4 separate regions of the Homo sapiens genome follow, and regions 1, 2 and 4 are each linked to region 3. Evidence: chromatin loops called from intact Hi-C (ENCODE). Cell type or tissue: psoas muscle. All regions are shown on one strand. Links, peaks and the distances in the headings refer to the core of each region. The heading gives the core; the rest is flanking DNA.

Region 1 (7,824 bases), core at 1,818-6,817, 250 kb after region 3:
GCATGTGCCAACATGGACAGCTCACAATCCCTATTTTTAAACTTCACCTCTGGCTCTTAAATGTCATCATCCTGATCTCCAATCACAACCTTCTAGCTCTCTAGTTTTCCTCGTCCATCTACCTTTTATCTCCACTGAGATCATCTTCTCCTCTTTGGTCCTTTCATTTCTGCCCTCTCTAGTCTAGATCTCACTGTGAGTCACTTTGATCACTCTCTGAAATGGCAGGCTCTATTATTACCCCATTTTCCTTTGTTTTCCACTATTAGCCATCCTGCAAATTCCTATACCAAAATCATCTTTATTCACATTATTAAGTGAAGCTGGAAAAAAAAAAAGCACTCCGCTGAAGATCTGATGTCACCCCAAATGCATGGCTCCAGCCTCAGTTCAGCTTTCCACACTGCTTGCAGAAATTCCTTCATTTATCTTGAGTTTCTCCTCTCACTCCCATGGTAGCTTTTCCATTCCCACTGCCTCTTCTCACATTTCAGTAGATGAGAATAGAAGCCATAGGAAGCAAACTTCCTCAACCTCCAGCCAACCAGAGAAACTCCATTTACATCCTGCTTCCTATGACAGAGAAGGATGGGCCCTACCCCCTATCTAAATCTTTCCAAAGCACCCTGGACTCTGGCTCATGCTTCCTGCTTCTGGGTTGCTCTCTAACCCCGCATGTACGTCCACTTTACTGCCCTAAGGAATGCCCTCCTGCATCCTGGCTTTCCTCCAGCTGCCATGCATTCTCCTGCCTTTCATCCAGATTCGTTCAAGAAGCAGGCTGCATTTCATGAATGCCTTCTTTAGGTTGCCTTCTCTGCAGCCAACATGCTGCAAAATGACCCCTATCACCAAGGCAGTGAGAGTGCTCTCAAGAAGGCCACCACACTCCTCACTGCCATACCGAAAAGTATTTCTCCAAGACTTTTCTTTCTTGACTCTTCACTAAGACTTTCCCTCTTTGGCTTCTGTGGCAACATTCTCCCCTGCTTAGGCCTTCTGTGATAAAGTGCTGATGCTGAAGATGGAACAGCCTCCCAGAGCAGGAAAGGGGATCTTTTCAGGTAGCTGCAATGGTTTGAAAACAGTGTTGTCAAGTTACTTTTTCTCTTGCTGACTTCTCAGTAGTTACTCCTTTCCCGAGAGCCTCTATCAGTTTGCCTTTCTACCTAGTTCAGACTCTCTTAAAGTGGTTGGACTAATGTCACTGGTGGTTTGGGACTGGTGTCAGGTGGTTTCCATTGTTCCTGTTTGTTGTAATCAAAATGATCCTCTTGAGCCCTTTTCTCCCTCATGTTCCTTGTATATGTGAAACAGCACTGCTGTCCCTACTGTTACTCAAGCCAGACATGCAGACATCAGTCCAAATTCCCTCACGTTTGTCACCCAGTCCTTCTGTCTTTTAAATTGTTCACCGTAGCATCCAGTAGACTATTAAAATAGCGGAGTGGAAGTTGGGTTAAGAGGGAGATGTAGAGAGATAGTTTTCTCCTCAAGGAAAACCAGGGGAAATGGCCACAAAGATCCTTGAGGGAAAAAGGCCTGATTTAGAGAAAATCAGGTCTTTTTCTGATTTTTCTGATTACTGTACACAGTCAGTAAAGAAACAGAAGTAAACAAAAAACAAAGTTTTAAAGAAGGGTTAATTAACAGCATCAAATACAGTCCTGTGTGCAAGGAAAGTAAAGGAGAAAAAATGTAACTGCAATTATAAAAAAAAAAATCAATGAATTTATTTTGAGAGATCAGCTGCCGCAGTATGATGGGAACTGGATGTCAGAATATAGAAATCAAAAGGAAAATGATTATGAGGAAATGGTGGAGACTGCCATAAAGAACTCACCCATGGGGGAAAACAACAACAATAACAAGAGAAAGAGACAGCGAGTTAGAGCCCAGCAAGGGTAGCTGGGTGAAGGTATAGCTGTTATAATATTCACCTTGTTAAACTCTTAATATATCTAACAACTTGTCTATAGATTTATTTTTGTTTTCCATTAAAATAGTCATAAATCACCCTCTTTTTCCAATATAGGAGAGTCCAAAGGATATTCAGAAGTAAAGGGGAAATGCTAATATTGTCCAGAAAGGTAGCTGAAAAGTGCACATTTATCTATCTCCTTTCCCCAAAATGCACGGAAATGAACCAAAAGTAAAGAGAAAACCATCTGTGTTGAAACTAGGAAATGAAAATAATCTCATACTGAAGACCCTGAAAATTACCTGCAAACTATAAGGGAATCTGGGCCAAGCAAAAGAACTGCAAGTTGGCAGCATTTATCTATTCTGAGTAGAATGCTAATTTCAAAACTAAGTGAGAAGGCTTAGAAGCACCATGCACACTTGAACAGAAGACTGAAGGCCCTCAAAAAAATGAAAAGCACCTAGCAGAGGAACATGTGTACATCAAGAGTATCAGAACCGAGTAGAAAGTGGGATTGCGAGATTAAGTCATCTTTATCCTTTCTGACCCAGAGTTCCAGTCAGGAACACTCCCCAGGATTATTGGGCCTGCTTCTGGGCCATGGTGGTGGCGAACAAGGCCAGTGTTTAAGAGGATATGCTCTAGTTTTAGGGAGAAAGTATTTGGAGACAGCATGTGAGACTATCCACAGTCTGTTATTACCCATGCAGTTTCGAAGGGTAACGAAATAATAAACTGCCAACACTAATCTCTCCAGCACAAGTTCTAAGGATACTAATGTAGCTCCTAAGTAACTAAAGAGAAAGATAAATCCACATTGTTCCTAGATAGCATTTATTGGATAGAATTTCCTTCCTCTTCCTCTCTTCCTTCTTCCTTTAAGAACTAGGTATTAAACACATGGTATGTACCAGGCATTGTGCTAGACACTGGGAATCCTCACACAAAACAGGGCCTAGTGGGGAAAATACAAGTTAAAGTCATACAAGTGTACTAAGTAAGATAAGAGAGATGTTCAGGGCGCTATACCAACATCTCATAGATAGCCTTATGGTAGTCCAGAAGCTTTCAAATGAATAATGAGGACTAAAGAGCCAACAAGGGACCTATGAATTAAGTACATCAAAAAATGGCAGTGGACATGAGCATGATAAACAAAAGCCAGTGAATGCTAAGCTTTGGAAGAATTATCTCAGGGAAGAGAAGACATAAATTATCAAAGTCTTACAAGTCTTTTGATGTGTAAGCCTTCTCTTGTGTTAAATCTGTAATTTCCCTTGGGGCATACAGGGATTTAACTCTAGCTACTGGTCTATATACAGTGGAAGTGGTTGGGGATGTATAGAGGAATATTTACTTGCTCTTACAATGTAACTTCCTCATATAAAAAAGTGTATTAGGGCCAGGCGCAGTGGCTCACTCCTGCAATCCCAGCACTTTGGGAGGCCAAGGAGGGCGAATCATAAGATCAGGAGTTCAAGACCAGCCTGGCCAACATGGTGAAACCCCATCTCTACTAAAAATACAAAAAATTAGCTGGCGGTAGTGGCAGGCGCCTGTAATCCCAGCTACTCGGGAGGCTGAGGCAGGAGAATTGCTTGAACCAGGGAGGCAGAGGTTGCAGTGAGACGAGATCGTGCCACTGCACTCCAGAGCCCGGCTGACAGAGTGAGACTCCATCTCAAAAAAAAAAAAAAAAAAAAAAAGTGTATCAATTTCTTATAGCTGCCGTAACCAAGTGGCTTAAACAACAGAAATGTATTGTTTCACAGTTCTGAAGGCTGGGAATCAAAGATCAAGGTGTTGGGGCAGGGTGGGCTCTTTCTGGGGGCTGTGAGGCAAGGATCCGTTTCAGGCCTCTGTCCTTGGCTTGTAGAAAGCCATTTTCTTCCTGTGTCCCTGTACATTTACGCATATCTCCATGTACAAGTTTCTCCTTTTTTTTTTTTTTTTTCAGACGGAGTCTCGCTCTGTCACCGGGCTGGAGTGCAGTGGCGCGATTTTGGCTCACTGCAAGCTCTGACTCCCTGGTTCAAGCGATTCTCCTGCCTCAGCATCCCGAGTAGCTGGGACTACAGGCACGCGCCACCACGCCCAGCTAATTTTTGTATTTTTAGTAGAGACAGGGTTTCACCATGTTGGCCAGGATGGTCTTATCTCCTGACCTCATGATCCGCCTGCCTGTGCCTCCCAAAGTGCTGGGATTGCAGACGTGAGCCACCGCGCCTGGACAGTTTCTCCTTTCTATAAGCACAGCAGTCATACCGGATTAGGGCGCCCATCCATAACCGTCACCAAACAGAGGGTTAGTTGCTTGCTGCCTGCGTAGTCCAATTAACAAGAGCGAGGTCTGGCATAAAGAAAGCGGTTTCTTCCGAAGCTAGCTTGGGGAAGAGTCGTGAACGTTAGTCCTGCCTTTACATGTGACGTTTTGCTCCCAGAGCAGAAAGTAGGCACTTATCCAAGGCCGGGGAAGGAGTGAGCAAGGGCGAGGGGTCCCCCTGCTGGCCCAGTGCCTTAACTACTGGGTAGCTGAGTTGGTGCCTTCCTGGGCAGAAGTTATAAAAGTGGCCAAGTGGGCGTGCTTTTGACATGCCCTCCTGGTGGGTGGGAGTTCCAAGGCAACCCCTCCTAGAGGGTGAAGGTTCTGAGGCAGGCATGCTTTGGGGGCATAAGCCGGGGGAAAGGGGAGAGGAGAAAATAATTAAAAAATAAACTGAAAAATGAGAGTACTCAGTTACATAATGAACTCATTTTAACTTGATTCCCTCTTTACAGACCTTATCCCTAAATAAGGCTATATTCTGTAAACCAAAAATAAAATCTTAAGATCCGTCAGCCATCTGAATGGACTCCTCCTCTCTGCCAGAGCATTCCAAAGTTAACCGGAAAAACTGGTTCAGGCCATGATGGAAATGGGGGGGTCAGACATGGCTCGTTATACCATCCCCACTTATGGAATTCAGAAAGAGCCAACCAGCATTTAACATCAACACAGAACTTATGTCTAATAAGAAACATTTAGTCTATTCTCTCTGAGGCATGCTATCTGGAGGCTTCATTTGCATAATTTAAAAGTTGGTCTCCACAACCCCTATCGAAACCCAGACATTCTATTGATAACTCTTTTAACCAATTGCCTATCAGAAAATTTTAAAATCTACCTATGACCTGGAACTGCCCCTCACCCTCCATCTTTGAGTTGTGACACCTTTCCAGACCAAATCAATGTATATCTTACATGTATTTGATTGATGTCTCATGTCTCCCTAAAATGTATAAAACTAGGCTATTCCCCAACCACCCTGGGCACATGTTCTCAGGATCTCGTGAGGGCTGTGTCATGGGCATTGGTCACTCATATTTGGCTCAGAATAAATCTCTTCAAATATTTTACAGAGTTTGACTCTTTTCATCAACAATTCTGAGGTGCTGGGGGTCAAGACTCCAACATATGAAATTCGTGAAGCAGGGGACACAATTCAACCCATAACAAGGAGTTACATGTTTTTAAAAGAGAGGTAAAGCACAAGAAAACATATTTGGTCTTTGTGCCAGTTCCAGGTACATGGCTTCTAAAACCCTTGGAATCTCCCGTGTGATAAGATTATCTTCTGTATGATAATGAGCTGACTGGTGCCTGGGGTTGCCTGGATGGCCTCAGGATGAGGGTGGATTGATAAAAGACCTAGGCATCTTTAGAGGCTGGAACTTCTAGCCCCACTCCCAATCTCTTGGGACGGAAAGTTGAGTTAATCACCAATGGCCAATAACTTAATCGATCCAAGTCCACACAACAAATCCTCCATAAAAACTCCTAAAGAACAGGGTTTGGAGAGCTTCCGGGTTGAAAACTTGGAGGTACTGAGGGCTGGTGCACCCACAGAGGGCGTAAAAGCTCTCTGCCCCTCTCCCTATATCTTCTCTTCTGCATTTTTTCCATTTGGCAGTTCCTCAGCAGTATCTTTTTTTTTTTTTTTTTTTTTTTTTTTTTGAGACAGGGTCCTACTCTGTTGCCCAGGCTGGAGTGCAGTGATAACATCATAGCTCACTGGAGACGCAAACTCCTGGGCTCAAGTAATCCTCCTGTTAGCAGTGGCAAATCCACGAGTCTGCAGCAACCTCAATTCTTGCCTCCTTAGGAGAAAGAATTCGTTCGACTGAAGGGCATAAGGCAGAGAGAGAGATGGAGGTAAGTTTTAGAGCAGGCGTGAAAGTTTATTAAAAAGTTTTAAAGCAGGAATCAAAGAATGTAAGGTACACTTGGAAGATAGCCAAGCAGGAGTCTTGAGGAGTTCAAGTGCCCAGTTTGACCTCTGACTTGGGGTTTCATATGCTGGTATTCTGCATGTGCGGTGGCCTGCCAGCACTTAGGAGGGGGCCAATGCACAGTGTGTTTACTGAAGTTGAACAAATGCACATTGAGGCGTTCTTTCCTACAAGTTGAATGTTCCTAGAGGAAGGTCATATACCCGTTAAACTCTGCCATTTTGCCTTTGAGTGCACATGCTTGAGCCCACTCACCCAACTCCTGAGATCATATTGGGAAGCTGCTAGTCACCAGTTTCAGGTGTTTTCTATCTGTTGGGAGACTGCCTTTCCCTAGCACTGGCTGCAACCAATTATTATTTTAAAGAGACAGTTAACAACCACCTGACCATCACCTGATGGTTGCCTAACATTCCTGGTGGTGGAAGGACCCTCTTCTGCCCTGCTCACGTCTAACTACCTGCTCTAATACTCCCACCTCAACCTCCCAAGTTACTGAGACTATAGGTGTGAGCCACCGTGCCAGGCCTGAGCTGTTATCTTTTATAATAAAATGAGAATAATCAGTGCTTCAGGGCTTTGCTGAGTTCTGTGAGGCATTCTAGCAAATTATAGAAACTGAGGGGAAGGGGCCATGGGAACCCCCAAATTTGTAGTCACCTGGGCAGAAATGTGGATCACCTGGGCACCCCATTTACAGCTGACATCTGAAGTAGGGAAGTATTGTGGGACTGAGCCTTTAACTTGTAGGGGTGGATGCTAACGCAGGCAGACAGTATCAGAATTTAATTGAATTATTGGACATCCGGTTGATGTCTAGAGAACTGGAGAAATGGCTGGTGTTAGAACGGACATCACACATTTGGTGTCAGGAGGAAAACACCCTCGGGAGGATTAAGAGGAAGGAAAGGCTTTGACAAGCAGAGGAGGCTCAAGGCATTGAGTTCAGAGTACTCCATGGAGTCAAGGAGGTCTCCGAATCCTCTGGAGTGTCCCCATCCTAATTCACAAAGTCTTGGTTTTTCCTGATTAGGACTTGCACTTACACGACCTGGTGACTAACCAACAGAGTAACTGAATAACCCTACAGATCAATTTTTGAGTTTGGTTTTCAGTTACTTCAGCCTTAGGGTTTTCTGGTATTCTTGGTTTTATTTTTAGAAATAAAAAAAAACAACATAGACTTGAAGGACTTCAATAGCACATAAGAAAAATAAGTTGAATCAAAAGGATGAGAAAGGATTGAAAAAGACTAGAACAATCTTTATCAGAGAATTATTAACCATGTTAAGGGCCAGGCGCGGTGGCTCACGCCTGTGATCCTAGCACTTTGGGAGGCTGAGACAGGCGGGTCACCTGAGGTCAGGAGTTCAAGACCAGACTGGCCAACATGGTGAAACCTCATCTCTACTAAAAATACAAAAATTAGCCAGGTGTAGTGGCAGGCGCCTGTAATCCCAGCTACTTGGGAGGCTGAGGCAGGAGAACCACTTGAGCCCAGGAGGCAGAGGTTGCAGTGAGCCAAGACTGTACCACTGCACTCCAGCCTGGGCAATAAGAGCAAAATTCCATGTCAAAAAAAAAAAAAAAGAGAGAGAGACAGAATTATTAACCATTTTAACAGAAAATCA
Region 2 (7,824 bases), core at 1,238-6,237, 270 kb after region 3:
GCACATCCTCCAGTATATTTTAAATAATCTCTAGATTACTTATAATACCTAATACAGTATAAATGCTATGTAAATAGTTATACTGTATTGTTTAAGGAATGACAAGAAAAGAAGTATGTACATGTTCAGTACAGATGCCATTTTCCCCCCAGATATTTTAGAGCCACAGTTGGTTGAATCCACAAATCTGGAACCCAGGGAAACAGAAGGCTGACTATACTTACAAGCATTTATCCCACTGGATGATATGTAATAAGCACCAAGTGTTTATTACTATACATATTTTTACTTTAAAATTTTTATGAGTATGTGTTACTTTTATAATTTATTCTGCAAGTATTTACCAAGCATCTCTGTATCAAGCACCTTTCAAGGCTGTGCAAACAAAAGAGATGAAATCTCTGCCATCCACTGAAGGCAGGATAGATAGAGGCAGGCAGACAATCTGAACAAAATGAGCTTTCCAGGAAGGTGCAAAACTGGAGGCAGAGATACCTGGCAACACTGAGCACTGAAATCTCCTTTCTTTTGCCTGATTGCATTTATATGAAAGGTCCAGAACAGGCAAATCTGTAGAGACAGAAAGTAGATTAGTGGCTGCCTAGGGCTGGGTGGGCGGATGGGAACAAAGGGGTTGGGAGCAGATGGGGAGTGAATGACTGCTCATGAGTCCAGAGTTGCTTTTTGAAGTAATAAAAATATGCTAAAATTGATCATGGTGATTGTTACACAACTCTGTGAATATACTAAAAACCACTGAATTAAAAGTAAAGGCAGTAATTAAAATTCTAGGGGTTTTTTTTTTTTTTTTTTTTGAGGCAGAGTCTTGCTCTGTCTCCCAGGCTGGAGTGCAGTGGCGCAATCTTGGCTCACTGCAAGCTCCGCCCCCCCAGGGTTCACGCCATTCCCCTGCCTCAGCCTCCCGAGTAGCTGGGAATACGGGCGCCCACCACCACGCCCGGCTGATTTTTTGTATTTTTAGTAAAGACGGGGTTTCGCCGTGTTAGCCAGGATGGTCTCGATCCCCTGACCTCGTGATCTGCCTGCCTCGGCCTCCCAAAGTGCTGGGATTACAGGGGTGAGCCAGCGCACCCGGCCAGGTTTTTTTTTTTTTTTTTTTTTTTTTTTTTTTTTTTTTTACTTTTTACAGTTAAAGTCTTTTTATAAAATAAAGTATATTTTCTATGACTTAGTATCACTAGTTTTTTAAAGTATATTTTCTATGACTTAGTATCACTAGTTTTTTATAACTATCAAACTTGACCTTGAAAGAAAATTTGGTATCTACTTAATAGCTAAAAGTTATGAAAAAAGTAAACATTACCAAGTTAGATTTATCCAAGGAATACAAGGATAGGCTTAGTATGAGAAAAATCTATAAATCTGACCCATTATAATAACAGATAGAGAAAAATCATAATTATTCTAATAAATGCAGAGAAAGCATTTGATAAAATTCAACATTAAATTCATAATAAAAGGTCTTAGAAAAAATAAAAGAGATTTCCATAGAGCGTATCTAAGTAACCTACAGTAAACATCATCCTAAATGAAAAGATAATAAAAGCATTCCGATTTACAAATCAAAAAATAAATAATACTAAATTAAAGGTTCTAATAGCACATGAAATAATAAACTGAATTCAAAATGATGCAGAAGAATAAACAAATCTAACTTTATTTTTAGATATGATCATTTTTGTAGAAAACCAAAAAAAGTACAATTTATTAGAAATAAGAGAATTTAAGGTGAATATAAGATTATTGTCAAATACATTTCTTTATACCAATGACAAATACCTGAAAATGTAATTAAAAAGAAGACAGCATTTTCAATAATCTTAGAGAATACCAAGTACCTAGGAGTAAATATAATAACAAATATGTAAGATCTCTAAGTAAAAACTACAAAAAGACATTAGGAGACATTAAATAAAGACCTGAATAAATGGAGAAATATACCATGTTTGTGCATAAGAAGATTCAATATTGTAATTAGTTGACCTATAGATTTAACAAAATTACAATCAAAATTCCAACAGATCTTTTTCTTGCATCATGTAAAGCTAATTCTTTAAAAAAGCATGAACAATAAGGATTTTTTTTAAAGTCAGGAAATTTCTGAAGACACTAGAGGAAGCTGCCCTATCAGACATAAAGACTTACTGTGAAGCTGTGGTAATTAAGGCATAATAAAACAAATTGGACAAATTAACTGAATTAAATAGGAAACTACAACAGACCCACACATTTATGGGACTTTGGCTATGCCAGAAGAAACACATGATATTGATGGGAAAATTAGGAACTATTCAATAAGTGGAGGTGGAAAAAATGATTATGCATGTAGTTAAAGGCGAAAATTAGAGTTCTGTATCATACAAGATATAAGATCCAAATCCAAATGTATTAAAAACTATAATGTCAAAAACAAAACTTAAATTCTCTTAGTAGAAAGCACACATGAAAATATTTTAGATTAATGGAAGAATTTTAAAAATTTAAACAATACAAAAAAAGCACTAACTATAAAATACAAATGATATACATTGACTTTTAAAATTAAAAAATTTTTGGCTGGGAGTGGTGGCTCACGCCCGCAATCTCAGCACTTTGGGAGGCCACGGGGGCGGATCACAAGGTCAGGAGTTTGAGACCAGCCTGGCAAACATGGTGAAATCCCGTCTCTACTAAAAATACAAAAAATTAGCCGGGCATGGTGGCCCATGCCTGTAATCCTAGCTACTCGGGAGGCTGAGGCAGGAGAATTGCTTGAACCCAGGAGGCATAGGTTGCAGTGAGGCAAGATCACGCCATTGCACTCCAGCCTGGGTGACAGAGCAAAGCTCTGTCTCAGGAAAAAAAAAAAAAAAAAAATTAAAAATTTTTTGTTCATCAAAATGTATTTTCAGGCCAGGCGTGCTGGCTCATGCTTGTAATCCCAACACTCTGGGAGGCCGAGGCGGCTGGATCACCTGAGGTCAGGAGTTTGAGACCACCCTGGCCAACATGGTGAAATCCCATCTCTACTAAAAATACAAAAATTAGCCAGGCATGGTGGCAGGCCTCTGTAATCCCAGCTACTCAGGAGGCTGAGGCAGGAGAATTGCCTGAACCTGGGAGGCAGAGGTTGCAGTGAGCCAAAATCGCGCCACTGCACTCCAGCCTGGGCAACGTAGCCAGGATCTGTCTCGGGGGACAGGGAAATAAATTTAACAGTGTATATTTAATTGGTTTGATAAATTGTACGAGCAAATAATTGGTCAGTACATAGATATATATGTTAGTTAACTAAAAATACTAAGTAGTTACAGAAAGTAATGACCTATATTTTCCTTTATGAGACTCTTTTTAATAAGAGTTTAACTTAAATAAATACAATACACCTAAGGCTAGTATAGGGTGGTTTTTCTAGCTCCACCTTTTAACTGTTCTTAGCCTCTTCAGGACACAAATTTTATTTTGTTTATTAAAACCATGTGAAGTGGCATTGTTACTATCCCTTGCCCTCCTTTTTATAAAAAATTGAGGAAGAAACTGAGGCTCAGAAAGACTGAGTAGTCTTTCTAGACCACGAAGCTAGTTAAGTTATGGTTCCAGGATTTAAAGCCTGACAACTGACCCCAGGATCAACATTTAATCACTAGGCTATCACTGTGATGTGAGATAATCTATGTACTAAAAAGCCATATCAGACCATATAAAAGACAGGCTAGACAGTAAGTAAACTTGTAACCATGCCCTCTGTTTGCCCTTACTCTGAGAAGATTTCTATTAAGTTTGCAATATGAGGCAATCTCTGCTATGACTTCATGATAAGGAAAAAATCATGCTGGTCCTTTGCTGCCCTCTTATGGAAGATGTACATAGATATACAAAAAATTCCCAGCCAATAACTGCAGTCTAACTTTGCCACCATAACTAAACTATTTCAGGTGTACCTAGCTTTACATGATAGATAAGATTCTAGAACAATGCAACTGGTACATAAAAGGTACTCAGTGAACGTGCAGAACTGCAATGAAAACTTTCTGTCTCTTTGATATGCACTAAGCGCTTGATCTTATAAAAATCCTATGATAAATTATTTAAATGGCAAATCGCCCTCCAATTTAATTGTTGTGGTATACAGATTTATATATATCATATTTATTTAACATTATAAAATGTTATCATGTGGCCAATTTATTCACAATAAAGGTATGAATAAAATAATAATCTAAAAATGTCAGTTTAATCACTTGTTTCAAGCAACTTTGTCTCTTTTTAAGGCCAAAATCTAACAAATAATCTAAGTGAATGGTTTGAGTTTCTTCTAATTTCTTGCTCTTTATTTAATCTCTGTTTGTTGTGACCATGATTTCTCTTAGAAGAGACTAAGTGTCTTGAACTCTGAGATGGGCCTAAACAATTCAAAACAAAATCTATGAAGAGCATTGCTCGAAGTTTTAATGTAGGGAAATAGTTCTCTCCCTAGCCATTTTGGTTTTGACAAGGCTGTGAACGATTAAACACTAAAACCGATAATCTTATGGAGGCAAAACAGTGAGTGATTTTTGCAACTAAACAGCAATGAAAATTATTTCACTAAGTTATGGATGGTCTTACATGGATGAGCTTATGCAAGAGCACTTCTCCAGGCTCTCTACTAGAATGGAGTGTTTAGATCCTTAGAGTTAGACTTCACCTGGCTCTCTTCACCAGTACAAAAGGCTACATACCTCACTGAGATGTGTGATGTGTATCATTCCTAAATATTGGGTAGCTATTACAGTTTTTTTTTTAAAAGTATCAAAAAATATTGCCTAGATGTAGCTTTATCACAGAACATGCTAATTTTTCAAAGGCTTTCCTAATTCATGTCTTCCTCCCTATTTTCGATATTACACTAGTTCAGGCTCTTACAATTTTACGTTCATCCATCAAACACTGTATTTCTTGAGCACCTACTATTATGTGTAAGCACTGTGTTAGCAGGTAGGCCAGAGTGATAAACAAAAGAGACATGGTCTGATCTCATATAGTTTATAGTCTAATAAGAAAACAAACAAACAGGCCGGGTGCGGTGGTTCACGCCTGTAATCTCAGCACCTTGGGAGGCCAAGACAGGCGGATCACCTGAGGTCGGGAGTTTGCGACCAGCCTGACCAACATGGAAAAACCCTGTCTCTACTAAAAATACAAAATTAGCCAGGATGGTGGCACATGCCTGTAATCCCAGCTACTCGGGAGGCTGAGGCAGAAGAATTGCTTGAACCTGGGAGGTGGAGGTTGTGGTGAGCCGAGATTGCACCATTGCACTCCAGCCTGGTGACAGAGTGAAACTGCGTCTCAAAAAAACAAACAAACAAAACACACAGGAAAAAAAGAGAAACTGACACCAAACAAACAGGCAAATAAATATACTGACAAACAGTCCAACAAGGTTTTATCAGGGAAAATAATAGGATACTTTAAGAAAGTTATAGAAAAAAACAGGTCCTAATTTATCTAGGAACCAGAGGGAAAGCTGTTATTTAGATAAGGGCTATCTGTGAGACGGACATTTAAGCCAACACTTGAAAAATAAGTCATGGTGATCAAGAGGAAGAGTGAGAACAGAGAAATCCAGGCAGTAGAAATATCAAAAACCCTAAGCTTTAATGTAGGAAAAAGCATGGCATGTTTTAGGATTAACACAAGGGCCAGTGTGGCTGAAAGATTAAACTGAAAAATAGGCAAGGTTTAAATAATCAAGGCTTTACAGCCACATTAAGAAGTTTGACTTTTATTTGATTTTTATTCCAAGTAATACAGTACATATATATAATTTCCCAATAAGTATTTTGGAAATTATTTTATTCATGATTTGGAAAATACAATCCTAAGAACAGATCTGCATGATAGAAAGATAATATGTATTCTAGAATTCTGAATCCTTTTTTTTTAATTATTATTTTTATGTATTTATTTTTGAGACAGGTCTCACTCTGTCACCCAGGCTGGGGTGCAGTGGCGCAATGACAGCTCACTGCAACCTTGAACTCCTGGTCTCAAGTGATCCTCCCACTTCAGCCTCCTGAGTAGCTGGGGCTATAGGCATGCTGCACCATGCCCGAATTCTGAATCCTTTACTGGAAACCTCACCTTTCCTCCAGTCACAAGGACCCCCCTGGGCTTCCATACTGCACTCGTCCCACTTCCTGACCTGAGGACACACCCAGCAATACCACTTCCTCTCCTACAGTAAGGCTAGCACTTTCTGGGACCCAAACCTAGCCTAGTTATGACACCTAAACACAAACTAAGCCACAACCTACTTATCCAGTCACAGCCAGTACCAAGGAGCCCTGGACTCTTTCTAACTCTTCCTATGTCAATGGCTGACCAAAGACCAATTGCATTGAAGAAGTTTTATAATATATGATTTACTAACTAAGGCATAACAAAGAAGAATAAACAACCTGTTTTTGAAAGCAAATTCTAAAAGTGAAATTTGCAACTATATGGATATTGTTAGCAAAAATATGTCTATGCTACATTTGTCCCATTTTAAAAAATGAATATGCATTTATTTAGAAAATATCTCCTAAATACATACCGTATCCTAGACATATTTTCAAAATGCAGAAGCACACAGTAGAAACTAAAGTTATTTTTCATTAAAAAGTGCAATTTATATTAGCAAATAATGGGTTTATTGATATTTTAAGTGAATTAATAAAAATTTTTACATTTCTCAATGTTAATAGATTACAACAAGTATTAGCAGGTATTACCTTCATAAATAAAAGCTCTTCGATCATTTTTAAGGCCATAAAGGGGTCCTCAGACCAAAATGTTTGAGAACCACTGTCACTGGTTCAGGAAGAGACTAAAAAGAGGAAAGAAAGTTAGGAAGATGGTTTTGTAGGCATGAATGCCTGTTTTAGTATACCTATAGAGGGAATGAATCACATTTGAGACAATATGAATTAAGGACATTAACATCCCTAAATATTAATAGCTAAAGATTTGTGGTATCTCTCTTATTATATATTCAAAATAAAACAACATTAAGCCATAGAATAAATGTGATGAAATCCAACATATCTCTGAGATTTTCTGATTTCAATGATCTTTTTGAAATATCAAGTAACACAACCTTCCACCCACACCATACATTTTTAGATTCTCTTGTTTTGATGATACCCAAAACGTGCTCATTGTAAATACTAGGCAAACAGGCTCCTTGCTACTCTAAGTGACTTCCATTAACCAGTACCAGCATCCCATGGGAACTTGCTGGAATTGCAAAAGGGAAGACCTCACCCCAGACCTACTAAATCAGAATCCACATTTTAGAAAGATTCCCTAGATGATTTTTACATGCGGTGGACTTTGAGAAACACTGGGCTAACTAATATAGATGCTTAGGAATTCGTTATTGATCAATGTTAGATCCATAGAAAAGAAGAAATTTCAAAGGACTTACAGGATGGATGGTGATTATAACGTTATGAAATGACCCTTTGATAATGTATTCAATTCTCTGGCACATGAAATTGATATTTTATTTGCGATACACATAGTAAAACAAATATATATTCTCCAGCTTTCACAGAATGTATAAAACATAGTAAACAGATTTCCAGGATCTGTGTAATGAATTTTTGGAATCCACGCTTATGTTATTATGCTAAAAATTCATGAGAGAACCTTTGCTTCCTGCTATATAGAACAGCAGGAACCAGACTTAACCTGCTTAATAACTAGAAAACCAGACAAAATATAAAACCAACTGTGTCAGATGCTGGACAACAGATAGCACAGCACTATGATCCCTAGGAGCAGAGAAGCAAATGA
Region 3 (7,824 bases), core at 1,245-6,244:
GATGCAAACGTGCCTGTGAGCGGTGATTAAACCACAAAGGCTTAAGTGCCAGAACTATTAATGGCAAAAACCGTGATTACTGCGATTACTTTTGCACCAACCTAGTATTATTGGTCACGGAGACTAACTTTTTCAGAAGTTCTGGTCTGATTTTGTTTTGCAGGGGAAAAGCCTGTTCAGTTTTCAAGCAATTCGTTGAATAGGTCTATAAGAGAGATAAAAAAAGATTTCTTAAACTTCCTGACTGAAATTAAGAGGTCCCAGAGCATACAGTCCATGAAAACTCCCACCAGGGCTCCCCAGACATAGGTCAAAGGCACTTCTGCAAGAGTGGGCTACCGCAGGGGCATCCCCATAACGGGGGTCAGTGGGGATCAGTGGAGGCCAAGAACCTTCTCCCCACTTCCTCAAGCACGTGCCAGGTGCCCATTCAGCTGGCTCACCTGGTATCCCAGCAGGCATCCCTGCTTAGCAGTGGGGCTATCTGATCCTGCCCCCTCCACTGACCTCAGCCACACAGGCCCAGGCGGCCAGCTGTGCAGGGCACAAGGGTCCAAGAGGGGCAGGGTCCGTGGTCTGTGACTCAGCCACTGGAAAACCCTGGGGCCTCTGTCCACGTGGCCTGTGCCTACGCCCAAGCACGATGCCCTGGCCGTCACCAGAGGAAGGGGCTGGACGACCCTCTGCCGTGTTCTCCAGCCTCGGCCCACCTCCCCACACGCCGGGGCAAGCAGGGTGGAGAAGGAAGAAAACGAGAAAACAACAAAAGTACCAGACTCTCCGGATGCCTCCTCCCAAGCCCTGAATTCCTTGCATAGAATTTCAAATATTTATATACCGCAATTTACATAGAATTTCAAATATTTATATACTACAAGATGTATATATGCACCACTCTTTCAACCAAAATGCTTTGATCCCCTGCTTGCTCAGGGAAGTCTACCAAGGAAAGGGGAGCCAATTCAAAATTCTTAAAAAGTTGTTTTTAAAGAGAAGACAATTATATAACTCATTCCCACAAAGTGCTTCTTTATTCTAAGACAAGCAAAACTACTGTTATATTTCAACTTTCATTACAGCTAGAATACTAGCTTCCAGTTGATCAAATGAATGACATACTAGTTGTACTCAGTTTACAAGATCGGCTTCTTGCAAAGTCAATGTATCCAGCACATGTATACCCATTTCATAGGACAGAAAGCGTGACCTAACAATTTACAGGTATTATAGAGGTTTATAATGCTTTTATCTTTGCTTTGCTGACATATCTTTGGCTACATCTTTGATTTAATTAATGTGCAGCTCTTGGTTGGGTTGATAACCTCCAAGGGTCACATTAGGGAGATAAATATATTCTGCGGTACACTGATCTCCTTTTAGTATGGCCAAACTTGGCAAATAAGACACGTGATGCCTAATTAAATACGAATTTCAGATAAACAATGGATAATGCAATAGCAGGGACAGACTTACACTAAAAACATATTTGCTGTTTGACATTCAAACTTAACTTTGGGTCCGGTATTTTATCTGCCTACGCTATCTTCTTTGTGACCCATCTTCCAGACTGAACTACAGAAAGGCAAGTGTACCTGGTCAGGCCTCTGGAAACCGTGTTAGGATTTTAGTTGGGCGTGCAGACTCTTCATGACCTGCTCCTAGCCCACCTACCTCACCAGCTCTGTGCCCTGTGAAACACACCCTCAAGCCAACCCCGAGAAACAGGCCCTCGCTTCCCAACAGCCTCCAGGTGAGCTGTCCTCCAGCCTCCTCCACCTCCAGGCTCATGATGGGGCAAAGCCCACTTAGGCAAAAGCCACCTGCTCTGTGATGATGGGACTGGCTCCTGCCTGTGGGTTCGGAAAGCCCATCCCACCCTCTACAGCCTCTTGCTCCTCTGCAATGACTGTGCCTTCACCTGGGGGTCTCCCCAGAGACTAGTGAGAGTCATAGGGCAGGAGGCACCTTAGGCTCATCTCCCTGTGACCAGCAACCAGCACAGTGCCTGGCCCATGCCAGGGATGCGATGTTCGCTGGCTGTGCTGGCAGAATACACTTGCATCAGATGAGACAGAAGTGGACAGGTGTTAGTCACTCTCCTGTGTGTGCACCAGCTGCCCTTGGGCAGCACCCCAGTCTCGGTCTTCTCGTCATCACCTCAGCCTGACCCCAGACACAACCGACCAGCAGCAGGCTCTTCGGTCACCAGCCTCGAAGGAGAGTCTCGAGGGCCAAGTGGCACTAAAACTGCTGAGCCACACTGGTTTGATTTTATTTGTGGAAATGTGCAGAACCACATTGCTTCCTTTCACCTGCTTTTATGTTTCTGAATGGAAGCCAAACTGTGTTCCTTGGGTGTGTAAACATCCTTAACAACCAAACAAAAGGAGCCTGAGAAAATTTAGATGGGGAAAGTGAAGAGCTGGAATCCCTGCCTGGAAGCACAGAAATGACGGTGCTTATTTTTTAAGCTCTAGGATTTTAGTTAAGGGCACGTCCATTATTGAATTCCCCATTCCGGCTCCCGGTGGCAACCAAGCTGGCAATCTGGATCAGCTTTCTCAGGACACTGTGGTCCTTTCTCCACGGAGACAGTTCACCTGAATGACAACGAGCGCTGATCCCTTCCCCAGGAGGGGCCGCAGCTGATTCATGAAGTGATGAATTCTGCTGAACTTACTGAAACCCACCTGACTGACAGCAGCACAACTGGGCTGCTGTTGCTCCAGCTGCTACCACCAGAGCTCCAGAGCACGGCGACAAGAACGCAGCGCGGGGCTGCCTTGAGCAGCAAACGCCTCCCCGCCCCCACTCAAGAAGTGACACTGGCAAGAGACTACAGACAGCCTGGCCTTCCTAAAATGCCAACGCTCCCATTTCCCTACTCCCCTTCAATTGTTTTTAAAATGTTTCAAATACACCAAACGGATGGGTGTATTTAATGTGGAAGGAAAACACTTTTTAAAAAAAAACTGTACAACTGTCCACTGGGACCACAGTGCAGAAATAAAAGAAATCTTCATCTTGCAATTTCTGATTGTTTTATATTCACTAAGGTTTCTCAGTTTCACAGCTGGAAACCTCAAGCTCCTGCTGCCAGCATGCCAAATTACAAATACTCAAATTTATAAAGAAAAAGTTCTGAGCAGAATCCACGCTGAAGACACTGCTTTATTTTCCAGGAACAGACAAGAACTATGAGTTTAAGAAATACTGCTTCCCCCAAAGCAAACTATTGAGTGCATCTGCGTTTCTTTCTATCCTACCTGTTGTACTCCTCCTTTGTGACTCAAGTGCTTTGGCTTCCAAATGGCTAGTGGATTCTTTCCAAATGTTGTCACCTGTTTACCATAAGCAACGATTTGAAAACTTGTTTTCAAAACTGCACTTAAATACAGTAATTTTAGATCATCTAAAACTTTTGGTTTTTATATTCCAAATATTGTTGATGGCATGACAATTCTGGGGGTTCCTGTCCGACTTGGTTTCACTGCCTGAGATCGCACGGATGAATACCGCAGGCAGGTGAAGAGGGTTGCCTATTCTGCCAAGCGAACCTGAAAACGGAAGCAGAGCCGCTTCGCTCGGGTCTTTCAGGACTGACCAGCAGGGGGCGCGCGCACTCTGCGGAAAAAGCAGGATGGCGTTCACTGCAACGCACGCTTAAGGAAGTTAGCCTCAGAGTTCACAGCCCCGGAAACTGTTCTAATTTCTGATAAATAATCACTAATACAACCTCAACTTTAAAAATTTCATCCTACACAATTTGTGACATGAGAATTTCATCCAGATGTAGCCAAACAATTAAGAATTTGAAACCAAAAAATTGGTAACACAATTGTACATAAATTCCGGTGGGCCAACTGGACACACATTTGGGGACTGAGTATCAACAGGGGGCTGCCAGCGTCACTTTTCTTCCTAAAGGAGTTAGGTCTCGAAAGCTGAAAACACAGCGTTGTATCTGTCAATTTGGGGATTAGCTGCTTTCTGCAAACACAAACACCTGATTTGTTCTTGGAATCAGAACTGAACGCGCTGGAGGCAGTACAAAAATCTGACAGTGAGAGCCAACGTTAACAAACACCGCTTCCGGATCTCAGAAACCTGGGTCCAGAGTCCCACTTTTTTGGGAATTGGAGGCTTTGGGCTCAACACTTGCGGTAACTGGCCCAGCTTCCTCCAGGGAGGACCTTGGCCATCTGACTCTAGCGGGAGGGCTTCCTGCTGCTGCAATTCTGAAACTAAAGGCAGGATGCTGGCTCGGGTGCGCTGGGAGGTCACACGTTAAAGAGCGTCCACTACCCAAAGAACAGGCCTCTCTGAGCACTCAGAGGACGCGGTTCCCACACGCACACAACAGTCGGCCCCGGGGAAATGCTCTGCAAAGTGAGCTTTAACAAACTGAGTCAAACCATAAATTACATTTATATTGTTTCCTTTCCATTTAACAAATGTGCCCATCAGCACACTACACAGATGCAGAGGTGAAGGGGGGAACGCAGCCTCATCTTGTATGCTGCACGGGAGACACACATTCTTTAAAGGTTGACTATAATACACATCTTGGAAACTAAATATCTAAAATGTTTTAGGAAAGCCTTTAAAACTTCCTAAGTACCTGTTTTCTAAATAGGCAGTCAATGCTGAAGCAGCAGCGAGTTAAGAACTGACTAGCTGGTTATTCAATGCATAACTAAGCAACCCAGGGAAGTTCTAACTCCCTGGGAACCTGAGGCTGCTCTTCGCTATCCGAGACTGACACGTTTCCACCTGTGGAGTGTCACGCAGTATAACTGTACAAGGAGAGCGAGATTGCGGCTGTGTGGACACCAGGACAGAAGGCCTCCCCCACACCTCCACGCTGCAATGCATCAGGGGCGCCCAGCGGCTGGTCCACAGCCACCTCTCCTCTACATCTTTTCAGGAGTGAAAAGCTGAGCTGAGAATGCAAGAGGAAGAGATGGAAGTGGCTGAGGAAAAACAGAACACCCGGAGGACCCAAGCTGGGGGCTGAGGGAAGTCTCTCTTCCTCCCTCTGCAGCAGTGGCTGCCTTCTGTACCTGGGAGGTGGCTCCTAGAGCGACTGGGAAAGAAATGTTTGACTTAAACTTACTGAGCTCTGCTCTGCTCTTCCCGTAATCCTGCCTTCTCTAGGCTTTTTCATTATTTTCCCCACTAAAAGCCAAATCCTCTTCCTAAATTTTAGACTCAACATTCTCCAACAGCCATCCACTTAGCCAGTCCGTCCTGCAGCATCACAGGTTCCCAGGGGGAGCAGCCCACTCAGGCAGGAAGGAAGCACTTCAGTCGCTCTTCCCAAAGCACCCATGGCTCCTCCTCCACCAGGCTGGGGATACCACGGCCAACAAGATGGGATCCCGGCCTCCTGGCACGTCATGCTAGCCAGGAGGGCCAACAGGAGGCAAACACAGACCACAGACTGTCCCCTGCCTGGCAAATCCAGGTGCCAGGAGGATGCACAGCAGGGGATCCCCCCCACACTCCCGGGCAGGAGGCGGCCTGAAGGGTGAGCGGATATAAGGGTGAAAGGGGTTGGGGAAAGAGGGAGTGAGATGGGGAAGGTGGAGGGCAGGGGTGGGGAGAGCTGAGACCAGAAAAGGACAAGCGTGGTCTCACAAATCCCGGGAAAGGGCCTTGCCCATGAGGGACAAGGAGGCAACGGCTTCCCACGGAGGTTCTGGCTACAAGAACTCTGTGCACTTGGCAATTCTTGTTTTTATTTATTTATTTATTTGAGACGAAGTCTCGCTCTTGTCACCCAGGCTGGAGGGCAGTGGTGCAATCTCAGCTCACTGCAAGCTCCGCTTCCAGGGTTCAAGTGATTCTCCTGCCTTAGCCTCCCGAGCAGCTGGGACTACAGGCATGCGCGCTACCAGGCTCGGCTAATTTTTCTATCTTTAGTAGAGACGGGGTTTCACCACGTCGGCCAGGCTGGTCTCAAATTCCTGACCTCAAGGGATCCACCTGCCTCGGCCTCCCAAAGTGCTGGGCTTACAGGCGTGAGCCACCGCGGCAGCCATTCTTTCTTAGGATCAGGCCTAGATCTTAGGATCTTTCTTAGGTAACCCAAACCTGGCCCACACCCAGCACCAATTCTAGTTTCTGGACGAGCAAGGCCACAGGCCTAGTCCGTAGGGATCCCACTGAAGTTCGGTGGTGACCTCCCTCTTTGTGGGCTCCCTCTTTAGCCAGGGCAGGGGTATTCTCCCAGGGTATATGGGGGGGCCACACCCAGAAGAGGGCGGGCACATGAGTGGGCCAGTCCTGCCAAGCGGCTCGCTGCTCTCAGGAGCCAGCCTCCAGCACTCTCCCGCAGACCACTGTCATCAAGGGCACGTGGCAAGTGCCAGGGCAAAGAGCAAATGGTCCCAAAGCCAGCAGCCCGTATATGCCCAGCTTGGTGCTGGGCACTCTACGGATACCACTGCTTTCGGTACTCACAACGGCCCTGCGTGCGGATATTATTACTGCTATAGCATCAACAGTGCACCCGAGGCTTGAGGAACTTGCCTGGAATGACATGCAGGTGGCAAAGCCAGCATCCAATCCCCTAACCCCACCTGTCTGGGTCCAAAGCCAGTGCTTTCAGCCTGAGCCTGACCCCTCCTATTAAGGCCTGACTGTGTTCCCAGGTGGGGAGATCCCTGAGCCTGACCCCTCTCACTGTAACTGAGCTGTGTCCCAGGTGGTTGACCCCCAAGCTGACCCCTCCTACCATGACCCAGCTGTGTCCCAGGTGGGTGATCCAGCAATCTGGCAAGGCCTTGATCTTCTATGATGAGACTGACAGCTGCCACCTATCAAAGTATGAACTGCAAGCTCTTCCCTCCCCCTCTGCACCCGCTGTCCACCATGTGTTTTCTGCTGAGTCTAGGTTAAACATCAGCAAGGTTTCTTAACAATGGGAAGAAACCCTTGCAGGTGTAAGTTGGCAAAAGAGTTACGTGGTCTGTCTGATGTCCCCATTTCCTGTGGGATGGGGCAAGAGGGGGCACAGCTAGAGGTGTCTGTCTGCAGAAGAATGTCACCACATATGGTGTGCGTTCAGCTCCTCTCGCCACCAAGCAGGGAGCTCAGATCAAGGTGCTCCTGAGCTGAGTCCCTGGCCTGTTCTGTGAGAAAGCTGCAGCTTTTCAGTGCCAACTGCCACCGTGAAAGGCAGTAGCCCTGGAAGCAGGTCTGTCTGTGGAAGTGTCCAGTCTCCAGCTGGGAAGTGAGCTCAGGTGTCGCCTGGGGCCCAGGGGCTCAGTCTGAGATCTGTCGGGGGGGCAGCAAACCAAACGCAGCTCAGTGGCCATTTATGGAAAAGGAAGAGGATCCCAGGTACAGCAGGATGGGGGAAGCAGAGTGGGCGGCGGGGTTTGGGCTTGGCAAAGAAAAGCAAAACAGAAGGAAGAAAGAGGAAGAGGAGGCCGCGTGAAGGTGGGTGGCCCCATGGGAGCCCTGGCAGGGCACCCCCAGTGCAGGGTGACTTGGCCAGGTCAACAGAGTCAAAAATAGGTCTGTGAGTCAGAAAGGAAGATCCAAGTCCCCTGAGAAGTAAAGCTGCCCCTCTGGGTGGGGCAGAATGACGCAGGTGAATTCTGCACGGGGGTGGAGCTATGGTTGAAGGCAAAGGGCAGGCCCAGCCAGCACCCCACTTGCAAGGGCCCACTGGATGGGGCAGAGATGGTGCCTCTGTGCCCCTGCTCTGCTGCCCGGGACTGGTGTGGCCCATGATCATTTCTGAGCCACTGTCACTAAGAAAGTAAACTCCGTGGCTTTGCAGTTGGCCATCGGGTGGGATTCTCCCTTATGTTT
Region 4 (7,824 bases), core at 1,818-6,817, 190 kb after region 3:
ACTAACAGTAGTGTCTGTAACTCAGAAGGAGATCAGGAGTGTCCTGGCAGGACCTTGCACTGTGACCTTAGTACATGCAGAAAAGTATGGTTTTGATTTACATTTTGGGAATACGTCAGGCAAGAGATTCCAAGAGTTTTTTACCCTGAAAGGGACAACTCCTAGGCAATGGCCCAAGAATTTGCAATGTCTGTGGAGATGGGGCCATTTTTTGGCCAGGGCACCCAGTGCTGACTGCCTGAGCTGTCTCATCCATTATCGGGGACATCCTGGATAAGGGATGGAAAGCAGCTACATTCCATGGAGCACCATCATTTTTATGATGGAGGGTCACAAGTTCAAGGTCTATGAGAGCCTCTCTCTGTTTCCAAGACAGTCCAAGGCCGGGCGCGGTGGCTCACGCATGTAATCCCAGCACTTTGGGGAGCCAAGGCAGGAGGATTGCTTGAGCCTGGAGTTCAAGACCAGCCTGGGCAATGTGGTAAAACCCAGTCTCTACCAGCATGGTGGTGCACATCTGTAGTCCCAGCTACTGGGGAGGCTGTGGTGGAAGGATCTCTTAAGCCCAGGAGGTTGAGGCTGTAGTGAACCGTGATGGTGCCACTGCATTCCAGCCTGGACGACAGAGAAACCCTGTCAAAAAAAAAAAAAGGCGTCTAGCATTAGCTGTGCATTTGTTTTAATGGAGTATAGCACAAGGCTGAAAGGGGCAGTTTCCTGCATCAGAAGCCTCTGGGCAACTTATGGCTATTGTAGGTGGTCCAGAGACTACAGGAGATGGCTGAGAAGAGGTTGCCAAAGCCTTTGCAGTGAAAGAATCTTGGAGGCACTACTAGGACTGCCTGTTGATTTTAATTTTCACAGATCTTAGAGGCTTCTTTTGGTGAAAGCTCCATTTAGGGTGGACTGCTTGGTAAGTAGCAGCAGCAGTGAGATTAAGGAAAATGTGTAAATATGAAATATGTTGCTACCAGAACCCCAAAAGGACTAGGTGTTGGTCTTGTATGCCCTTAATGAGTGTGTCAAATGAATAGCCTGGGGAGAGGAAGGCATTAATGTAATGTCATACCTGTGCTCCTGGGTGAAAATAGATGTATTTGAGATCCTGTCTGCCAAGACTGTGCATGGTGGCAAAGCTGTGTACCCTGTGGTGTACCGTGTCCTTTCAGAGGTGAATGTAGACTGTGGCTGAGAGGCCGTGAAAAGAGGCAGTATGCAGAACATATTAGCCAAATCTATAATATCAAAATATTTCCTGGTTGTTGATTGGATGAGGTCAGTTATTTTAATAAAACTGAGTAATGTGTATGAAGGCTAATGGATGGGACCTCAGGGTTAAGGTTGGAGTCATCACCATGAGGTGTTATTTATTTTTTCTAGGTTTAATAACTGGCAAAGTTTGGCTGGGCCAGTGGTTCACACCTGTAATCCCAGCACTTTGGGAGGCCAAGGTGGACGGATCACCTGAGGTCAGGAGTTCGAGTCCAGCCTGACTAACATGATGAAACCCCGTCTCTACTAAAAATACAAAATTAGCCAGGTATGGTGGTGCCTGCCTGTAATCCCAGCTACTCAGAAGGCTGAGGTGGGAGAATCACTTGAACCTGGGAGGTGGAGGTTTCAGTGAGCCGAGATTGCGCCATTGCACTCCAGCCTGGGCAACAGAGTGAGACTCCGTCTCAAAAAAAAAAAAAAGAGAACTGGCAAAGTTAAGAACAGGGCTGTCAAATGGAGAAGCACTGGGGAATAATCATCTCTTTATTAATTAGATTTTATATAATAAATTTTAATCCTTGAAGGCCCTGTTTTTTTACATTGGGCCATATTAACTATTTTCCCTGAGAACCTGTAGGCTGTATTTTATCAAGCCAATTTGTAAGTGCCAAAGACTTATTTTAATTTATTATTCATTGTGTTGGAGGAACTATGTGCAATCTGAGATATTTTAGGGCAATGGCTACTTTGACTATGGGAAATTTAGGCAAGGCTACAGTTAAAGTGAGGCATACCTAATTTTCCTCTATTTTATATTCAGTGACTTTTCTAAGATTATAGGAGTACACCATGATTAAATTTTTTTGTTTTTTGTTTTTTGTTTTGAGACGGAGTCTCGCTCTGTCACCAGGCTGGAGTGCAGGGGCGCGATCTCGGCTCGCTGCAACCTCTGCCTCCTGGGTTCAGGAGATTCTCATACCTCAACCTCCTGAGCAGCTGGGATTATAGGGACGCGCCACCACACCCAGCTAATTTTTGTATTTTTAGTAAAGACAGGGTTTCACTGTGTTGTCCAGGATGGTCTCGATCTCTTGACCTCGTGATCCGCCCGCCTCAGCCTCCCAAAGTGCTGGGATTACAGGCGTGAGCCACCATGCCCGGCCACCATGATTAAATTTAATAGGATTCCAAGATATAACCATAATTCAATCCACAGTTTTGATGAATGCCAAGTTTTGTCAATTGGCTTGTGTTACCCAATGTTCAAGTTAATTTAGAACCTATGTTGTAGAGGCACAGACGCCAGTTAGTGCCACCTTTTTGTTGTTATATAAAATAAATTGCAGCCTCCACCTCCCAAGTTCAAGCAATTTTCCTGCCTGAGTCCTCCGAGTAGCTGGGACTACAGGTGTGTGCCACCACGCCTGGCTAATTTTTGTATTTTTAGTAGAGATGGAGTTTTACCATGTTGGCCAGACTAGTCTTGAACTCCTGACCTCAAGTGATCCACCCTCCTTGGCCTCCCAAAGTGCTGGGATTACAGGCGTGAGCCATCACACCCGGCCTAGTTGTTTTATCTGTAGTATAAAGATTCCATGTGACAGGAAGAACACATTATTATTATTTGAGATGCAGTCTCGTTCTGTCACCCAGGCTGGAGTACAGTGGTGCCATCTCAGTGCACTGCAACCTCTGCCTCTCAGATTCAAGTGATTCTTGTGCCTCAGCCTCCTGAATAGCTGGGACCACAGGCATGCGCCATCACACCTGGCTAATTTTTTTATTTTTGGTAGAGACGGGGTTTCACCATGTTGCACAGGCTGGTCTAGAGCTCCTGAGCTCAAGTGATCCATCCGCCTTGGCCTCCCAAAGTGCTGGGATTACAGGCGTGAGCCACTGCACCGTGCAAAATTATTTTAACATATAAATTTTGGATTTTCCACATATATATACACACAAGCATGTGTACCTGTGCACACACACACATAGTAATTTATTAGGGCTTAGGAAGGGCAGGGATAAAGTGTTCTCTCTCTTTTTTTTTAGATGGGATCTCATGGTGTTGCCCAGGTTGGACTCCAACTCCTGGCCTCGAGCAATCCACCTGCCTCAGCCTGGGAGCTGAAGCTCCCTTTTAAAAATTAAACATTGTGCCACTGGTCTCCCAGAGTGTGATCTCTTGTACCCCCGGTTGAGGGGTGAATTGGTGCAGCATCAAGGCAAGCGACAATACAGGAGACTATGGCTAGAACAACATCTTTTGTGGGGTGCTATGGGCCAGGAGGTGGATGCCCCCACACTGTCTCCACGTGTGGCTCACTCGTGAGGAGCTCTGAAGCGCATCCTCCCTGAAGTCCACAGAGCGGGAGGGAAGGTCCAGGAAAAGAGCTGCTCGGTGTCCCCACCTCTTGTCAGTGCTGCCTGGTTGCCTGGTCAGTCCTGTCCCAGGCACTCGGAGGGAAGTCACACCTCACTCCCTTCAGAGGCGCCTTTCGTGAACTCAGCCAGTCAGTGCCAAAAAGGGGTGCCCCCGGGGTCACTGTCCTGAAACTTAGGCAAGTCACTCAGCTCAGGCCAGAACTCAGGGAGGACTCAAGTTTTGAGCTCTGAATTGGGGGTACAAGGAACAGCAGGAAGCACATGCGGCAGGTGGTTGCACCTTCCCAGGCCGTCGCTGCCCTCTGGTGGCCCCAGTGGACAGGTCCGGAGCCGTCTAGTGGCATATCATTCCAGTTCAAGCCCACATAGCCCATTCACTCTGTACATTGTTTTATTTCTTTCCCGTTTTTTTTTTTTTTTTTTTTTTTTGAGACAGAGTCTTGCTCCGTTGCCCAGGCTGAAGTGCAATGGCTCAATCTCAGCTCACTGAGGCCTCCGCCTCCTGGGTTCCAGCGATTCTCCTGCCTCAGCCTCCGGGGCAGCTGGGATTACAGGCTCCTGCCACCACACCCAGCTAATGTTTGTGTTTTTAGTAGAGACGGGGTTTCGCCATGTTGGCCAGGCTGGCCTCGAACTCCTGACCTCAGGTGATCCACTGGCCTCAGCCTCCCAAAGCATTACAGGCATGAGCCATCGCGCCTGGCCTAAATGTATAAATTTTTTTAATAAATTCATGTTTTTATAAATTTACATTTATAAATCCTTTTTCTTCAAAAATAAACCTTAGCTCACTGTAACTTTTTTTTATAAACTTTTTTATGTTTTTTAACTTTTGACTGTTAAAACACAAACACATCGTACAGCTATACAAAAAAAAAATTCTTTTTTGAGACAGGTTGTCACTCTGTTACTCAGGCTGTAGTGCAGTGGTGCAGTCTCGGTTCACTGCAGCCTTGACCTTCCAGGCTCAAGCAATCCTCCTGCCTCAGCCTCCCAAGGAGCTGGGACACAGATGCATACCATCACATTGGGCTAATTTTATTTTTTCTAGAGACGAGGTCTCACTATGTTGCCCAGGCTGGTCTCAAATTCCGGGCCTCAAGTGATCCTCCAGCCTCAGCCTCTCAAAGCATTGGAATTACAGGTGTGAGCCACCATGCCTGGCCTCCTATGTTATCTTTTAGAGTTTGATAGTTTTATATTTTACATTTAGGTCTGTGATCCATCTTGAGTTAATTTTTAGAAAGGGTGTAAGGTCTGTGTCTAAGGTCTTTTTTGTATGTGGATGTCCAGTTGATCCAGTATCATTAGTTGAAAAGACCATCTTTGCTCCATTGAATTGTCTTTGTCCTTTGTCAAAGACAAGTTGACTCTATTTATGTGGATCTATTTCTGAGATCTCACTTGTATGTCATAGATCTATTTCACTAATCTTTCATCAATATTACACTGTCTTGATTATTGTAACTTTATAGTAAATCTTGAAGTTGTATAGCATTATTTCTCTGACTTTATTATTCTCCTTCAATATTTTTGTTGACTATTCTGGGTCTTTTGCCTTTCCATATAAACCCTAGAATCAGTTTGTTGATATCTACAATATAACTTGCTGGGATTTGATTGGGATTGTGTTGAATCTGTAGATCAGGTCTGGAAAAACTGAAATCTTGCCAATGTTGAGTTTTTCTAGTCACAAACATGGATTATTTCTCAATTTATTTAGATCTTTTTTGATGTCTTTCAACAGAGTTTTGTAGTTTTCTTCATATAGATCTCGTACTTGGTTTGTTAGATTTGAACCTAAATCTTTCTTTCTTTTTGGTGCTAAATAATTTAAATGACAATTTGTTTTAAATTTCAAATTCCAATTGTTCATTATTGGTATGCAGGAAGGCAATGGATATTTTTATATTAATCTTGTATCCTGCAGGCTTACTATAATTGTTCAGCAGTTTTAGGACTTCCGTTGATCCTTTGGGATTTTCTACATAGACAGTCATGTAATGTACAAAAAAAAAAGATGGTTTTGTTTCTTCCTTTCCAATCTATTTACAATCAGCTCTTCATATATGTGGGTTCTGCATCCACGAATTCAACCAACCATGGATCAAACTATTTGGGAAAAGACAATTTTAAAAATACCACTTAAAAAACAATACAGCATAACAACTATTTTTCATAGCATTTTTAGGTAGTATAATCTAGAGGTAATTTAAAGTTTGTGGGAGGGTGTATGTAGGTTACATGCGAATACGACACCATTTTATATAAGGAACTTAAGGATCCATGGATTTGGGTATGAAAGACAGGTTCCTGGAATCAATTTTCCATAGACACCCAGGGACTGTGTTGTCTCTTTCCTTTTCTTGTTTTATTGTGTAAGCTAGGACATCGCAACAATGTTGAGTCTAAATGGTGTAAGAGGGGATGTCCTTGCCTTATTCCTGATGTTACCAGGAAAGCATCTACTTTCTCACTCTTAGTATGAGGTTAGCTGTAGGGTTTTGGTAAATATTTCTTATAAAATTAAGGAAATTACCCTTTGTTCCTGGTTTGTGGAGAGTTTTTTTTTTTTTTTTTTAGTCATGAATGAGTTTGAATTTTATCAAATACTTTTTCTGCATCTATTGATATGATCATATATTTTATTCTTTAGCATGTTCATGTGATAGATTGCATTAATTGACCTTCAAATGGTGAACCAGGCTTGCATGCCTGAAATAATACACTGCTGGATTTGATTTGCTAATATTTTGTTGAGGATTATTCTGTCTACGTTCATCAGTGATATCAGTCTATAGTTTTCCTTTCTTGTAATGTTTTTGGTTTTTATATTAGAGTAATACTGGCTTCGTAGGATGAGTTAGAAATTATTCTCTCTTCTTTTACATTCTAGAAAAGATTGTAGAGAATTGGTATAATTTCTTCCTTACATGTTGGTAGAATTCACCTGTGAATCTATTTGGGCCTGCTGCTTTCTGTTTTGGAAGTTGTTTTTGTTTTGTTTTGTTTTGTTTGTTTTTTTGAGACAGGGTTTCACTCTGTCACCCAGGCTGAGTGCAGTGGCACTATCATGGGTCACTATAGCTTCAAACTCCCAGGCTCAAGCGATCCTCCCACCTCAGCCTTGCAAGTAGCTGGGACTGCAGGCACATGTCACCATGTCCAGCTAATTTTTTTAGTTAGTGTGGAGACAGGGTCTCACTATGTTGCCCAGGCTGGTCTTGAACTCCTGGACTCAAGGGATCCTCCTGCCTCAGCCTCCCAAAGTGCTGTAATTACAGGTGTGAGCCACCATGCCTAGCTGGAAGCTTATTGATTAAAATTTAGCAGACTTAGTTCTATTGAGATTACCTATGTGTCTTCTGAGAGTCTGGATAGAGGAATTGATACAAGGAATTGATCCATTTTATCTAGGCTATCAAATGTGTGGACGTAGAGTTGTTCATAATAATCCTTTATTATCCCTTTAATGTTCATGGCATCACAATGGCCCATCTTTATTTTCTGGTGTTAGTATTGTTTCTACTGTCTTCCTTAGTCTGGCTAAAGGTTTGTCAAGTTTATTCATCTTTTCAAAGAATCAACTTTGGGGTTGATTTTCTGCTTTCAATTTCATTGATTTCTGTTCTAATTTTTATTATTTCTTTTTGTCTGCTTATTTGGATTTCTGTTCTAATTTTTATTTTATTATTATTATTTCTTTTCATTTGCTTATTTTGGATTTCTCTTTTTTCTAGTTTCCTAAGGTAAATTGGGAACTAGATTATTGATTTTAGGTATATCTTTTTTCTAATAGTAAATTCGAAACTAGATTATTGATTTTAGATATATCTTTTTTCTAATATGTTCATTCAGTGCTATGAATGTCCCCCATCACTGTTTTTACTGCATTCCACAAATTTTGAAAAGTTGTATTTGCATTTTTATTTAATTCAAACCACTTTTAAGCTTCTCTTGAGACCTATTCCTTGACCCATGTGTTATTTCGAAGTGTATTGTTTAATCTCCAAGGATTTTGGGATTTTCCGACTATCTGTTTCTTTTTTTTAATTTTAACTTCATTGTGGTCTTACAGCAAACTTTGTATGATTTCTAGTCTTATAAATTTGTTAAGGTATGTTTTATGGCCCAGAGTGTGGTGTATCCTGTTGAATGAGCTGCATGAATTTGAGAAGAATGCTTACTCTGCTGTTGTTAGATAAATTGTCTACAATGTCAATTACATCC

Evidence for each region. Peaks named below come from ENCODE experiments on the same cell type or tissue, not always from the same donor. Only the 100,000 strongest peaks of a DNase experiment are listed, where the experiment ranks them.
Region 1: a loop joins it to region 3, with 4 times the contacts of the local background. A loop is called at or near these places in 104 of 110 quality-filtered maps.
Region 2: it touches region 3 in a loop (5-fold over the local background); 89 of 110 quality-filtered maps call a loop at or near these places.
Region 4: it touches region 3 in a loop (9-fold over the local background); 78 of 110 quality-filtered maps call a loop at or near these places.

What each region holds. Positions count from the first base shown.
Region 1 is chr6:3,986,596-3,994,419 of GRCh38, forward strand. No RefSeq gene overlaps it. Among named protein-coding and RNA genes, the nearest start is that of PRP4K, 31 kb to the right of the region's middle. RefSeq lists an enhancer at 4,152-4,651. In psoas muscle, for the core only: a CTCF peak has its summit at 4,435 (motif pointing left); a DNase peak (open chromatin) is centred at 4,416; H3K4me3 peaks cover 910 bases; H3K27ac peaks cover 458 bases.
Region 2 is chr6:4,004,748-4,012,571 of GRCh38, forward strand. It overlaps LOC124901245 (a long non-coding RNA gene), which reads right to left. Exons shown (of 2, transcript XR_007059415.1): 2 at 1-6,853. Among named protein-coding and RNA genes, the nearest start is that of PRP4K, 13 kb to the right of the region's middle. In psoas muscle, for the core only: a CTCF peak has its summit at 3,844 (motif pointing left); no DNase peak of the experiment used is centred there; H3K27ac peaks cover 787 bases.
Region 3 is chr6:3,738,957-3,746,780 of GRCh38, forward strand. The region is part of intron 1 of PXDC1 (PX domain containing 1); the gene reads right to left. Among named protein-coding and RNA genes, the nearest start is that of PXDC1, 8.8 kb to the right of the region's middle. In psoas muscle, for the core only: a CTCF peak has its summit at 3,613 (motif pointing right); DNase peaks (open chromatin) are centred at 3,615 and 4,235; H3K4me3 peaks cover 1,802 bases; H3K27ac peaks cover 4,704 bases.
Region 4 is chr6:3,929,385-3,937,208 of GRCh38, forward strand. No RefSeq gene overlaps it. Among named protein-coding and RNA genes, the nearest start is that of TGILR, 21 kb to the left of the region's middle. RefSeq lists enhancers at 3,228-3,728, 3,729-4,229. In psoas muscle, for the core only: a CTCF peak has its summit at 3,899 (motif pointing left); a DNase peak (open chromatin) is centred at 3,877; H3K27ac peaks cover 559 bases.